Linked DNA regions of Homo sapiens: region 1 is linked to region 2. Evidence: read pairs that join two places in POLR2A ChIA-PET (ENCODE). Cell type or tissue: PC-9. All regions are shown on one strand. Each heading gives the region's core, and the rest is flanking DNA. Links, peaks and the distances in the headings are about the cores only. Region 1 overlaps LOC124901287 (a long non-coding RNA gene). Region 2 has its middle 5.5 kb from the start of TRY-GTA1-1.

Region 1 (4,394 bases), core at 117-4,116, 270 kb before region 2:
CTCTGACTGGAAGATCTAATCCTGTGCTTCTGGGTGTTCCTGGGGAGAGGGAATCAATGTTCTTCTGGGAACCCATCCCTGAAATGGGGCTGTGGCCTGGATGGGGAATGCCCTCATTGTTTGAGGGGCCCGGATCCAGGCCCCCTTCTCGTTTCCCGACAGGGGGGTGCTATTCTGATGAAATTTTGAGCGGCATTGATTAACCCAATGATTTCCTTTATTACAACGAGTGAAAAGTCCTGGCATTTTTTCTGTCTGGGGGAACTGCATTATAAGATCCTCTCTGCCCAGAGGTCTGATGGCATTCTTTTTTGAAATGTCCAATTTTTCCACAATTATAACATTTTCCTACTTTAGGGCTTGACCCTTGGCCCTTTCTAGATTTGTTACTACTAAATTAGCCATTGCTTGAGCCAACATTGTAGAATGATGGAGTTCAGTTCCCACATCCTGACAGGCTTTGAGAAATTTTCCTAAGATCTTTGCAGACCTCACAGGTGCCAGAGCACGTTTACAATCTGCACTTGCATTTTCAAAAGCTAGAGTCAAAGTAAGCATTTCTGCAGCAGCGGTATGAGGAATCTGATGCCTCACTGCCTCTTGTAATTGTACAACAAAATGTGCATAGGACTCCTGCGACCCTTGCATAACTTGTAGAAAAGATTGTACTGGGACTCCTTGCTCTGGAATGGTGTCCCAGGCGCGTTTAGCAGCCAAGGCAGACTGCTTGTAAGCAGTGCCTGGGAGTGTCAATTGTCGCAGCAGATCTGAATAAGGGCCATTACCCAGTTGCATATCCTCTGTAATGTCCCCGTGTCCAGCAGCACGATTCTGTCTAGTCTGGTCTGCACACAGTTCTAGCCAGTTTAAATTCCATGTCAGATATGCACTACCAGACAAACAAGTGTGAGCCAAATGCTTTATATCAAAGGCTGGAAGGCACATAGCACCGAGTACAGATTCTAGCAATCCTAAAGTAAATGGGCTCTGTATTCCATTATTAACTACACTAGCTTTTAATTCCTTCAACAACTTAAACTCTACCGGGGTGTGTTCATAAGTAAACTGCTGTGGATTATTCAGATTGGGCCTTACGGAAATAGGAAAAGCGCAAGGTCCTAGGGGCTCTCCAGCTATGGCAGCAGCGCAGAGAATTCTTTGTGTTGGGGTCTCTTTCTGCTACTGAAGGAGGCGGTATAGATGTTTCTGCTATTGGGGGGATGGTACAGGCCAATTTTCGTCCTTTCCTGTTTATCATTTTCTTTTCTTTTCTTTTTTTTTTTTTTTTGAGACAGAGTCTCGCTCTGTCACCCAGGTTGGAGTGCAGTGGCACGATCTCAGCTCACTGCAAGCTCCGCCTCCCGGGTTCACGCCATTCTCCTGCCTCAGCCTCCCAAGTAGCTGGGACTACAGGCACCCACCACCACGCCTGGCTAATTTCCTTGCATTTTTAGTAGAGATGGGGTTTCACTGTGTTAGCCAGGATGGTCTCAAATCTCCTGACCTCACGATGCGCCCACCTCGGCCTCCCAAAGTACTGGGATTACAGGCGTGAGCCACTGTGCCTGGCCTCCTGTTTATCATTTTCAATGCATGCTGTGGGTGAGACAAAAGATTCTTTCAATTTTTGAGATTCAGAACATGGCTCCTGTGGTCCAGCAGAATAAGAAGGGGACAATGGCAGAAGGACAGTACAGACTAAACCCCAGAGAAAACAGAAGGATCAACTTTGAGACCTTTTTGATGAGCCCGTTTTAATCTGTCTCCTACTGGGTCCCAATTTTCCACATTGAGGGTGCCTGTCTGTGGAAACCATGGGTTATGCATAATAAACTCCTGCAGAAGCTTAGTTAGTGTTTGAGAGCTAACCTGAGCATTAAGCAACTGCACATAATGTTGCTCCTCCATAGACAAATTCTGCCCCATGTTACCCTGATTCAGAAACTTCCCGCTCCCAGTACCTCCTCAGGGCACTGACTTTATATCCTCCTCTGGCTGACTCGTCCTGGGGTTCCTCGTTCATCTGATCAGTTTCACTTTCTCTGCTCCAGCAGACCTTCTTCATTCAAGTCTCTGTTTGGGTGCCATTGTGGCTGTTACTGTAGGACTAAACGAAGGAGGACAAATGCAGAAATGAAGACAAAGACAAAAGAATTTGTTTAAAAGAAGGGGTCAGAGGGCTCCTTGCTTCTAGAGAACAAGGGCCCTGAGCTTCTACAGCCCTTCATATTTATTACGTGGAGTGAACAGGGAGGAAGGGGTAACTGTTGGTCAGCTACTTGATTTATCACAGGCTCACATGATTGCTTTCTTTGTTCAACAGACTCCAGATGTTCCTATAGATAACCTTAAGGAACACGGTGCCTGGGACGTGGTTGCCCTCAGCATTCCTTCTGGTGACAGATGCAGTTGTCAGTTTGCCAACATCCTGCTTTCATGAGAACAGTTTGCTGTTTGCTCATATACCCTCCAGTGGTATATTGAGTTGGTCACGTCCCTCATTCCTTTGGCCTCCAACAGGTGAAGGCTAAAGAAGGCTTTCTCATCCAACGTCTTCACTGAGGATAGGAAAGCCCTTTCTCTCCAATTGTGAACTGCACGCATGTGTGTAAGCTATGCTTGCATAGCAAAGTCCACTTGGGCATTAGAGTCAAAGTTGTTAAGGGGAGCTAGTCATAGCTACCACGTGGCCAGGCATGTGGAACCAGACACCAGGCACACATCATGAATCATCATATTTACTTTAAATAATGCTGACAACCTAGTTCATAGTGACACACTACTTGAGATATATAGAATAACATTATTACCCAGTAAGTATGTGAACATTCCGATATTTTAGTAAGGGTCATCACCATGGCACTTATCTACAGAGATAAATGAAAACTAAAACAGGGTTGCTGCATTAATTTTGCCCTGGCAATTGTCTGATTCTGAAATGGTGGCAGGTTTTGAGCCAAAACTTGAATGAGTAAGAACTTGCCATATAGCCGAGAAGAGCACTCTAGCAAAAAGAAATAAATATAAGGAAGCATAATAGTTAAAGGTTTTTAAGGAACTACAAATAATTCAGTGTGATGAAGTATGGAGGTGAGGTCATGTGAGGGAGAGGGATTTGGAGAGAAAAGTGGCTGTGTTCCGATCACCTCCTGTGCACCTGTTGAAAGACAATAAATTCTCCTGCCCTAAATAGTAAGAAGGCTGGACACATGACCTCAACACTGAATAAATGAGACTGGCAGAAATTTATTAGTCATATGTACTCACAGCCTGGAAAAAAGAGGGCACTGCATACCGTGCAAGGCCACAGAAGGTTTGCACTCAGGAACAGAATGAACCATTAGGGGCTGTGAGAGGTAGGCTTTGTAGTCATCAGAGGGTTGGGTGACTCCTGGTTCCCTCCAGAGAATGTAGTTGGCTTGCTTTAACAGTTTTAGGGACTGGCAGTGAGACGAAACCCATTAGGTTGAGGCCTGAGTGAGATGCAGCTGGTCTGTCAGATAAGGGAACTGGACAAGTAGGGAACCTTTCCTGCTTGTGGGAGTCATAGCTATCAAGACAGGGGAATTTGTGGATAAGCATTTTTGGGGAGCTCTGTGAGGGTCAAAAATCTCAAGGCAGCAGTTGAAATTTTAGGTCTTACAATACCTAAAATTGGTTTGGAGTTATGGCAGAACAAAAAGGGAAAGAACAGGTCATAAGGGCGTGAGTATACAAGGCAAACACTTGGATTTTATTTTTCAGTGGGCAATAGGAAACCACTGACCAATTGTGAGCAAAGAATATTATTCCAGTTCTCTTCTGAGAAAAAAAAGTCTCTGTCCCATTCCAGGAGGTGCAGCAATCAATCAATCAATCAATAAGGGGGGAAATAAAGGAAAAAAGTCTTTAGAGTTTTCATGTTTATGATCTGGTCCTTGATTGGTTTATTTTTCAGCAAGTCACTTCTTTTCTAACTTGGGAAAGGGAAAGTTTGGGACTGTATATATTTATTTAAATCTGACCACTCCACACTAGTCATCTCCACTTGAATGTTCAATACACAACTTGAAGTAAATGCTGAAACAGATTCTAGATCCCCACCACACACATACACACTCCACTCTCAAAATGCTCTTTCTGAAGTCATTCCTGTCTCAGTAAATGCAAACTGTGTTGTTACAGCAAAAGAAACTGGAGATATATATGACTTTTCTATTTATTTCACACCAATTTAATCACAAACCCTTTAAAACATACCCAGAATTCAACCACTCCTTGATACTTCTACAAACACTACCCATAATGGTTTATGGGTCATCCAGATATTATAATAGCCTTTCAATCAATCTTCTCCAGGAAGGAGAAAGAGAGAGCAACAAAGATTTTTGCAGAATAGAAGAATATTGTTAAAT
Region 2 (4,394 bases), core at 84-4,083:
AAATAACCTCCTTCAAGAGCAACATAAAAAACATGACACAACTAAAAACTGTGATAATTGTGTCCCTTTTGTCATTTCTGAGAATCCCAAAACATTGTCTTGTATTCTTTTGTAAAGGAAGAAAGTTTAGTCAAGAGTTTATTTTAGGGACAAGCCTAAGAACATGTCCTCATTTATTATTTCTGTTTTAATCCAAAGAGCTTCTTCAGATGTCAAAAGTCATGTAAAATTTGTGTATGGATGAGATTATACAGCAAGGCAAGTTCCTAGCTAATGATTCACATTAAGGGGCTGAACATACTGGGTTTGAAAATGGCTCAGGCTGGGCGCTGTGGCTCATTCCTGTAATCATAGCACTTTGGGAAGCCAAGACCAGCCTGGCCAACATGTTGAAACCCAGTCTCTACAAAAAATACAGTAATTAGCCAGGCGTGGTGGCAGGTGCCTGTACTCCCAGCTACTCGGGAGGCTGAGTAGGAGGATGGTTTAAGCCCAAGGAGGCAGAGCTTGCAGTGAGCCATGTTCATGCCACAGCACTCCTGTAGCAGGAGGAGTCATGGACAAAATCCCTCAGACACTGGATTGGGGAAGGAAAGAGCTTTATTCAGCTGGGAGCATCGGCAGACTCGCGTCCTAGAAACCGAGCTCTCCGAATAAGTAATTCCTATCCTTTTTAAGGGCTCACAACTCTAAAGGGGCTGCATGAAGTGGGGGTTATGATCGATTGAGCAAGCGAGGGGTACACGACTGGGGGCTGCCTGCATCAGTAATCAGAACGAAACAGAACAGAACAGGGAGTTTCACAATGCTTCTTCATGCAATGTCTAGAATCTATAGATACCAAAAGTGGTGAGTTCAGGGGTTGAATTTTAACTACCAGGCCCGAGGCGCGGCGCCGGGCTGTCTGACTATGAATTTCACTTCTGCCTATTCTTTTAACTTCTACCTTTTCAGCAAACAAGAAATTAAATATAAGACAATATGAGGAGTGGTCTCCTCTTTCACTCCAATCTGGGAACAGAGCCAGACCATCTCAAGAAAAAAAAAGAAAAAGAAAAAACAAAGAAAGAAAAGAAAATGGCTCAGTAAATTGGATTGGGATTGTTGCGAAATTTGAGAAACTAGGTATTAAAGCATGTACAGTGGCAGCATCTTGTATGCACTATATGCTAATAAATAATTACTTAATATTGGTGAGGTTTGGCAGGGTAATGGAATATGTGTTAACTGAAAGAGGACAACAACATCTAAAAAAGGCAAAGTTCTTACCAGCTGAGAGCTGAAAACACAGCTAATATTTAATTATTCATAGAAGGAAAATAAAATGAAGAAAAATCTCGACTGATCTATCTTCTAATGTTCTGAAATTTACAGCTCATTGCTTAAAGTAGGCCTGGTAAAGAGAATGGAGTCAATGCTCTTTTTTTTTTTTAACCAAATAACATCTATTAACATCTCAAGGAACTATTGATACTCAAGGAACTAACATTTAGCAAAAATGTATTTAGAAAATATGGTTCTTTTCAAATGTAAATTATTAATTGTGACAGGCAAACAACCAGGAAATAACAGAAAAGACTGGAAGAACTGGTTAAAGACACATCTAATGCCATAAAAGTTCACAAGACTACTTACAGATAAATAATAGTTTATTAACAATCTTGTACTTTTAAAATTCACACTGGTAATTCTAAAATGCTTCAAGTGACATCAGAATCACCTAAGATGTGGGCATGACAATCAATTAATTAATTTATAATTAATCTAAGAAAAGCGATATACATTTTAGAGACCAGGAAGACTAAAGTGGCTTCTGAATTACTGTGTTTATGAACCAAGAACTGGATTATGAAGACTTTTATAAAATCATCTTGAGGTAGGGAAAAAACCAACATTCTGGGAGTACGATGCCCATTTTTGTGTGTGTTTACAATATTGTGATTGCTGTAATAATCAGGCAGTGAGAATACTAGCCCTTCATCTGATAAGCCTTACCCTCAGGTCCCTCTTAACCGTTTATAAAGCTGGTGATATGGTGTGATATGGTGTGGCTGTTTCCCCACCTAAATCTCATTTTGAATTGTAGTTCCCAAAATCTCCGTGTGTCATGGGAGGGACCCAGTAGGAGGTAATGAAATCATGGGGGCGGTTGCCCCCACGCTATTCTCTTCATGGTAAGTTCTCACCAGATCTAACGGTTTTTATAAGGGGCTTCTTCCTTCACTTGGTTCTCAGTCTCTCTCCTGCTGCCCTGTGAAAAGTAGGCACCCTTCTAGGGGCATGCATTATCACGTGAAAGTATACCAATGTTAAATGCAGAAACAATAGACTCTAAGGAGACTTCAGAAAGGAAAAACAGTAATATAAAAGAGGTCAGAAAACGGATACCTCTCACTGACACCTATTAGACAAGTACAGGACGAGATCTTGACAGGGAGTGGAAGGATATCCTGCCCTATCTCATTAGGGTTACTCTGTGAGGCAAGACCAGGAGTGGGGATAGGTCTGGAACAGCCATGTTGTAATAAGCTTTCCAAGAAAACGTCACTACATTATTTTGGAGGACAGTATGAAAGGTAATGTAGCTGGGAGAATTGGGGATAATCAAAAAACAGGCTATCTCACTCAGCTTTCTTCCTATTTATTTATTTATGACACAGGGTCTCCCTCTGTTGCCCAGGCTGGAGTACAGTGGCGCGATCTCAGCTCACTGCAGCCTCGACTTCCCAGTGAGGCAGAAAAATAGGGCCTGGAGTCAAGGAACATAAGGCCAACTCACACTTCAGCTATAACAGGAAATATCCTCTCCATAGGGCATACACGGAGTAAATTACTTTGTAACTTTAATTCATCCTCTTCATTTACATAGGGCGTACCCCAAGTAGATGATATTTAAACTCACAAAAACTCTGTAACGGGGCCTTTGAGCTCCTGTGCTCAGCCCCACTCCCACACTGTGGAGTATACTTTCGTTTTCAATAAAACCCTTCATTCTTTCCTTGCTCTGTTTGTGCGTTTTGTCCAGTTCTTTGTTCAAGACGCCAAGAACCTGGACACCCTCCACCATTACCACCATTAACACCAGGCTCTAGTGATCCTCCCATCTCAGCCTCCTGAGTAGCTGGAGCTGTAGGCACGTGCCACCACGCCCAGCTAACTTTTGTATTTTTTGTAGAGACGGGGTTTTGCCATATTCCCCAGTGGTGGCTCACGCCTGTAATCCCAGCACTTTGGGAGGCTGAGGCGGGTTGATCACGAGGTCAGGAGTTTGAGACCAGCCTGGCCAACATGGTGAAACCCTGTCTCTACTAAAAATACAAAAATTAGCTGGGCGCGGTGGCGGGCGCTTGTAATCCCAGCTACTAGGGAGGCTGAGGCAGAAGAATTGCTTGAACCTGGGAGGCGGAGGTTGCAGTGAGCCAAGATCGGGCCACTGCACCACTCCAGTCTGGGTGACTGAGCAAGACTCCGTCTCAGGGGAAAAAAAAAAGTGATTCTGATCAATCGCTTCTTCAAAATTCCTAACTAAGCATGGGCAACATAGTGAGACCTATGACTCAACATACTGAGTCTCTACAAAAATACAAAAACAAAATAAACCAGCCCATTAGCTGGGCATGATGATATGTGCCTTAATCCCAGCTGCTCAGGTGGCTGAGGGGAGATGATCCCTTGAGCCTAGGAGTTCAAGACTTTAGTGAGCTTTGATCCCACCGCTGCACCCCAGCCTGGACCACTGCACCCCAGCATCAACAACAGAGTGTGACCCTGTCTCGAAAAAAAAAATCCTCTGTAAGGACTATAACTCCATCTAGGAGGCTTTCCTTAATTAATCTCAACCAAATCTGATCTCTTACATAGTCTAAATTCTTGTGTACTTAGCTTTTTTTGTGGTACTGTTTGGGACTTGTTTTAATGATTACATTATTACTCGTATGCTTCCTATGGTGTTATTCTTGAATTTTTTATACTCTAATTTCACTAAAGATAAGGCCCAGCGAAAAGGCTTTCAAAGTACTCTCTGTGGGTTCCCCTGTTTGAGCCTGTGGGAGTAAGGCAGTGGACAGCACACTCTGAGAACTGTGCGTTACAAATTCTATTTAATTTGATATTCACAACTATCCCCTTAGGATCTGTATTACCTTCATTATCATCATCTCCATTTTGTATAAGGCATGAGGAAGTTAGGGAAGTCATACTACTAGTGAGACATAGATTCAAAGGTGGACTAAGTGGCTCCAATACCTCTCTGTGTTCTTTCCATTACATCATACATACGAGTAAATAGCCTGTCCATGTTGCTGTAACTTCTACTACCAAAATTCATTATTTACTTTTAAATTGTGTTCAAAAGGGTCTATGTATACAATTAGTTCAATACATATTTACTTTTT

What was found. ChIA-PET counts read pairs that join two places held together with the same protein. Peaks named below come from ENCODE experiments on the same cell type or tissue, not always from the same donor. Only the 100,000 strongest peaks of a DNase experiment are listed, where the experiment ranks them.
Region 1: POLR2A ChIA-PET joins it to region 2 with 7 read pairs; 11 of 35 experiments call an interaction of 5 or more read pairs at or near these places.

What each region holds. Positions count from the first base shown.
Region 1 is chr6:26,293,748-26,298,141 of GRCh38, forward strand. It overlaps LOC124901287 (a long non-coding RNA gene), which reads left to right. Exons shown (of 2, transcript XR_007059520.1): 2 at 2,324-4,394. Among named protein-coding and RNA genes, the nearest start is that of TRR-TCG4-1, 3.7 kb to the right of the region's middle. RefSeq lists cis regulatory regions at 2,009-2,668, 3,173-3,700 and enhancers at 2,049-2,098, 2,194-2,488. In PC-9, for the core only: no CTCF peak of the experiment used is centred there; DNase peaks (open chromatin) are centred at 2,394, 2,654 and 3,294; H3K4me3 peaks cover 1,635 bases; H3K27ac peaks cover 2,333 bases.
Region 2 is chr6:26,561,150-26,565,543 of GRCh38, forward strand. No RefSeq gene overlaps it. Among named protein-coding and RNA genes, the nearest start is that of TRY-GTA1-1, 5.5 kb to the right of the region's middle. In PC-9, for the core only: no CTCF peak of the experiment used is centred there; no DNase peak of the experiment used is centred there.